Linked DNA regions of Mus musculus: region 1 is linked to region 2. The links are chromatin loops, found by intact Hi-C in ENCODE. Cell type or tissue: left cerebral cortex. All regions are shown on one strand. Each heading gives the region's core, and the rest is flanking DNA. Links, peaks and the distances in the headings are about the cores only.

Region 1 (2,835 bases), core at 1-2,500, 230 kb before region 2:
CAAAAAACAAAAAGAACTGTCTTCTTGAAGAACAGTCTGTTTTTAATACAGCCACAGCTAGACCCATTTTGGGGCGAGAGACCTCTCTCAGAATGGGCCCCATGTGACCATTGGCAGTGAAGTCACTTAGAGCTTGACTAAAACCCTCACTCTTTACTCTTGCTGCCCCAAAGCCTCCTGGGTATTTTTGCCTCCTGATGGGCCAACTTGTCCTTCCTGCTCTGGAGAGGCCACTTGAGGTCGGGGTGATTCAGGGTCCTGAAGCAAAGTCAGTGGAAACTTACGACCCCCGCTTTGTCAGAGCCCAGATGCCCTGGTGCCTCAGGGTGGCAAGGAGCCATTCATGAGAGCCAAAAGGCTCTGGGGAATACCAGGTCCCTGTGTGGCTTCTAGCTTGCTACATGTCTTTAAGCTTTGTCCTTCCCTGGCCTCTGTTTCCCCATCTGTTTGAGAAAAATTGACTTTAATAATATCTGAGTCTCTCAAAGGTCTGCATGGCAGAAACAATGGCTCAAGCTTTTTTCTTTTTCTTTTTTTTTTTTTTTTTTTTTTTGGCAGTGTTTTTTCCTTCCTAATGAAGCCAAGCCAAGATTAAAATGGCCTTGCATTCCCCATGCATCTCCCTGCAAGCAGCAGGGCTGCAGATCTGAAGCAGGCAAAGGGAGAAGCTGCTTAGGGTTTAAAATGTCAAACCCTTGATCCTTCTCACCGGAGGGGAGATGTCTCATGGATAATCCAGAAATGAAATAATCCCAAAACCGTTCCTCCCAGACTCTGGGATGGAAAATGAATGGGCGTGGGGGCTGGGTGTTTGGGCAGGTCACAGCTCAGCGCAGTGCATAATGGAACCACCCAGCTAGGCCTGAATGCAGGAGGAGTTGGGATGCCATCCAGCCCCACATTCTAGCCTGTTCCCCACCCAGCAATGGGAGGTAGCAGCGCTGTCCTCACAGGAATGTCTATGCAGCCCTCCCTGTGCATGCATCAGGCATTGGAAGCACCAGAAAAGAGGCGCTTGATTCTCAGAGGACCTTGGGTTCAGAGAGAAAGACAGGAAACACAGAAGGGCGCAGAACACTTGTTGGGTAGAGGTGTGGAGAAGAATGGGGCAAGGCCAGCAAGGAGGTTGTGAGAGATTGCATCAGGGAACCCAGACCTTCCAGCTACCAATAGGACGCAGGAGCTACATGGTAGGCGGGGAGGACCTACTGGGCAGGGGGACCAGCAGGCGGTGTGTACGGTCTTGAGGCAGGGAGGGGTTGGGCTTTGAAGAGCTGAGGGATGAAGAGGCAGGAAAGCTAAGCAAGGGCCAGATTGGCAGAGGCAGGGCCTGTCAGACACTGCAAGGAATTTGAATCATTCCAAGATGTACAGGGAGCCATTGTAGAAAGGAGACCAGACAAGCCAGCCGTGATGGTGGCTTGGACTAAAGTGATCTGCGGTAATGCTTTAGTTAGGATAACAGACAAGTGCCTCATGTAGAGCAACCACCCTCTGGTGCCAAGGACTAGTTAAAATCCTGTGAGAGAGAAAGGTTGGAGGATGCAGAGAGTAGAGTGGCAGGGAGGGAGAATTGGTAGAGGGAGCCACGCTGTCAGCAGCAGGCTTAAGCAGAGAAGACAGTGACAACGCTCACTCACCGACAGGGCAGCGAGCAGCTTTAATAGGCACTGGGTAGCGGCGCTCCGGCTCATCTACTCATCCTCTGCTCCTTGGAGCCCATTCTGTGGCAGGATCTGGGGAGACAGAGTAGACAGGGCTCCTGTCAGCAGTTCAGCACCGGCCCAGGAAGTTAAAACAGGCACACGGGAACCTGGAGACACCTGGTAGGGGATGGCATGTCCCCAAAGGTGGGAAGGAGCAAGGATTGCACCCCAGGCACTAGGTGTTGGGCTGAGAAATCCTTCTGTACACATGTGTGTTGTCCTCGTATGTAACACTGCCCCAGGACTCCTCACACCATCCTGGGCAGAGAGGATGTTCTAGGCTTTCATTGGAGAGTTAAGGATACAGGGACACCTGAACTCTGCCCAGGGATCCATAGTTTGTAAAACATGGAGCCATCTCTGCCCTTCAGAGCTGCCACAGGCCTGTTCTTCACCCACATCCCCAGCTCCCTGTGTGCAAGCAAAATGGAGGCTCCCATAAGGCGAACCCCATGGTTCTTTGGGATCAGAAGTTGTTTTGTATCTTAGCCCTGGCTGACCTGGAACTTGCTTCCTCCTGCCTCAGCCTACTGAGCGCTGGTGTTCCAGGCACTGACCACTGGGTCCAGAAGGTCTAATGTTTTAAATGAATTTTGTGGGTTTGTGGTAAGAAGCTGAGCTTGAAGAAAAGGCGAGATTATGGAGCCAGGGGAGGGCACCGCAGGCAGTGGGAACTGAGGTCAAGAGCAAGCTCCGTCCCAGGGAGAGCTGGGAATGTGTGTCCTGCCTCTGCTGAGTACTGTAGCTGACAGGACAGTTGGAAATAGGTGAAAAGGGGTGAAAAGGAGTGGAGGGGACCTTCAGCTCATACAGGCATATTCTTAGGTCCCCTAAATGAAAAGCAGACCCAGACAGACTAGCTCCATACTGGGGCCCTTAAACCAAATACCAACTGCAGCAGACCCCAGGAGTAGAGATGAGATGGTGGAAAGGGACCAGATACATTCAGGAATCTCTAATCCTTCTCTCCTCCCTATTAGCTCTTGGCTGTAGAAGGGAGGCCAAGAGAAATGTCACAGGTCCTCCCAGGTTACACCAGCTGGGGCTGGACCGGAACAGGAGGCAGTTTCCAAGACCACCAGCCAGCCAGGGTCAGCAGGCATGCCCAGGCCTGGCTGTTCTGGGCTTT
Region 2 (2,899 bases), core at 304-2,803:
GATGCCCAGCCTCATAGTTCTAGCCTCCCTTTCAGGAGCAGACAAAAGCTCCAAGTGTCCAGATAAAGCCAGCAAGCTCTGGGCCACTGGACAGAGTGGGGAGGGGCAGAGGGAACTTCCCAACACAGCACTGATGCTGCTCAGCCCGGTCTGTTATGATTCCACGAGTGGTGTGGCTGCTTTCACTGTACAGACAAACAAACAGAGGCTACTGGAGGAACCTAAGGGTATAGAGGCAGTGCCAGACCACGAGTACCCTCAAATTATGTCTCCCACGTGGCGCAACCCCTCAAACCCTGCTGTCAACTGGGATGTGTGCCCTCCTCCTGCTCAGGGCCTCAGACCTGCCAAAGAAATTGGCCTCCTTGATATCCGTGGTGGTGTTGCAGTGCCCACAGTAGCGGAACTGATAGTCGTAGCTCCGTTCCCGTAGCACCATTTCGTCTTCTGAGATGGAGTCCTTGCGACTTGTGCTTCGAAGGCGAACTGGACCACCACCACCACCAGCTGCCTTCTTCTCCTCTGGGGCCGAAAGCAAGGAGAGATGAGAAAGAGGTGAGGAAGGAGAGATGTGAGGGAGGTGGGAGGCTTCCCTTCCCTCCCCCCCCCTCAGTGTCTCCTCTACCCCTGTGCTACAGTTTCCAACCCAGACCAGGCAATGCCAGGCCATCTGCCCCCAGGTTTACTCCCAAGAACTAAGAGAAGTCCGTAGGAATTTGCATCGCTGGCGTCAGCCTGAACACTACTCATGGAATGAGCGAATCCCGTGGCTAGTTATCTGCCTCCAGTGAGATCTATCCCACATAGTTCTCATAGTTGGAGACTCTCATAGTTGGTCACCATGACCCAGCTCGTCCTACAAATCTACAGAGGCACTGGGAAGGCTTGGTGTGCCCTTTGCAGACAAGACCGGTTTGGAGGCTGTGCTGGATCCATGGCCACACAGTTCGACCTGGTAGAGCTAAGCTGAGAACTAAGGCACTGTCCTAGACACCATGCCTGCTGCCCATGGCCAGACTGAGACAAAGACAACAAACAGCACTTGCCTCTGCCCAGTGTGCTCTGCCAAGGCCCGTCTGGGGACAGGTGGGAAGGCCCAGCTAGAGCTCACACAGCCTGACTGGGCTCTACCTGGTGCCTTGAATGCTAACATTAACTTTCAACAGAGTTTCACTGGGAGATGCTGACCGTCTCCTTCTTCAGCCATGAAAAGTGAGTTTCAGGGGTCAGACTGTCTTAAGTCCATGGAGTTTCATAATCAGCATCTGAAACCAGGGCTTCTAGATCAAAGCGCCAGGGCCTTTCTGGGTAGGGAACGGACAGCTGCGTCTCCTGGGCACACACTCACCACCATCACTTTTGGAGAAAAGGGCAGCTGTGATGTCCCGGCCTAATGCGTCACATGCACTGCTGTGGGCCTGCTCTGGGAACTTCCCTTTGAAGTCATCCAGGCACTCCAGAGCCTCGGCCACATACTTCAGTTCAAAGAGGCACCGGGCCAGACGGAAGTGTGCCTTCAGGTGGCAAGGGTTTAGGGAGATGGCCTTGAGGCAGTCCCGGAGGGCATCATAGTGGTCCCCGTCCCTGAGAAGGTACAGGAACATAGCTTAGAGGTGAGAGAGGCCCTGTGGCAGATACAAGGTTCCCACCATCTTCTGTGGCTACTTCTAGGCCATCTCTGACAACCCTCAGGGTGAGGAGATAAGGAGATGAAGCCTTGGCGAAGCCCACTGCTCCCTCCCTGGGAGCAGGAGTAAGCTGAGGCTCAAGCCAGGAGCCTGAGGCTTGGCGAGTAAAGAGCAGTGTCGGGCTGCCCTCTGCTGGGCGTAGGCTGCAACTGTGCACTGTTCACCTCAGGCACCCGCAGCTCTGCAGCAGAAGGCCTGGCATCCTGCCCACCGCAGACTCCCCAAGCCCTCCTTCTCTTTTCCTTCATCCACCTCCTCAAATCCCCCTGCTGGTCTTCAAAGCTATGTCCAAGGCAGGGGGCCCTCAAGGACAGTTCTGTGGCCTGGAGAAGCCAGAAGTGTTAGGCCAGGGACTCAGGGTCTGACCAGCATGCCCTCAGCCAGACCCCCCTCTGTCCTGGCTGACTGATCTGCAGCAGCTGTGGCCTCCACCTCCTGGGGCTGGAGGATGGGGCCTGACTGTCTGGCAAAGTCAGCTCTCTGGAAGCTGATGGTGAGGGGGCTGTGCACACCAGGAGCTCCAAATCCTCTCTACTCTTTTCTCCAATGGACAAGTATGGATAAAGGGGAGTGTAGGCTTTCTGTTGGAGGGGTAGAGGGAGACGCCCTCTTTTCCAGGCCCACCTCCCTGTTGCCAGAAACCCAATTTGGTTTCTCATCTGTACAGCCAAGCAGCAATGAGAGTCACTTTCCCCTTTAGAAACCTGTAAATGTTTGTATTTTCAATGCTGGGGATTGAACCTCCCCGCTTCCTACTGGGCTGGGGTGGGTCTACTATGCTTACAGCAAGCAGCACTCACTAATGCCAAGGGTCCCTTCACCAAGGGCACAGGTCACAGGTGTCTCCTGACCTCTCTCGCCATACAGTCAGGAGGAGCACCCAGCCCTTGGAGTAGCCACTTAAGACTCTAACCGACAGCTAAGCAATGTGGGGCAGGCAGGAAGCAGAGCTGCTTTGATGGTGTGCTCTGCGTCAGAACGAGTGCCTATGACGAAGGAGCAGGCGCTGTTTGGAAACCCAGTTACTGCCTGCAAGGTGCCCCTTTCTGAGCTCCTAGCAAGAGCCAGACCAGAGACCAGCCAGGAACCAGAGGGTGGTCTGTTTCCAGGAGCAGATGGTAGCCCTGGGGAGGCTGGCCTGGGACAGAACGTGACATTCTAGGGGTCACTGGCAGGCATGTGGGGATGGGGAAAAAAAAAGAGCAGGCTGG

The links. Peaks named below come from ENCODE experiments on the same cell type or tissue, not always from the same donor. Only the 100,000 strongest peaks of a DNase experiment are listed, where the experiment ranks them.
Region 1: a loop joins it to region 2, with 2.1 times the contacts of the local background. A loop is called at or near these places in 1 of 42 quality-filtered maps.

What each region holds. Positions count from the first base shown.
Region 1 is chr4:133,067,718-133,070,552 of GRCm38, forward strand. All of the region lies in intron 6 of Ahdc1 (AT hook, DNA binding motif, containing 1), which reads left to right. Among named protein-coding and RNA genes, the nearest start is that of Gm26615, 14 kb to the right of the region's middle. In left cerebral cortex, for the core only: no CTCF peak of the experiment used is centred there; DNase peaks (open chromatin) are centred at 904, 1,331 and 1,581; H3K27ac peaks cover 2,247 bases.
Region 2 is chr4:133,296,072-133,298,970 of GRCm38, forward strand. Wdtc1 (WD and tetratricopeptide repeats 1) reads right to left here. Exons shown (of 16, transcript NM_199306.4): 13 at 1,349-1,584; 14 at 345-522. Among named protein-coding and RNA genes, the nearest start is that of Tmem222, 20 kb to the left of the region's middle. In left cerebral cortex, for the core only: a CTCF peak has its summit at 1,845 (motif pointing left); DNase peaks (open chromatin) are centred at 1,826 and 2,707; H3K27ac peaks cover 1,880 bases.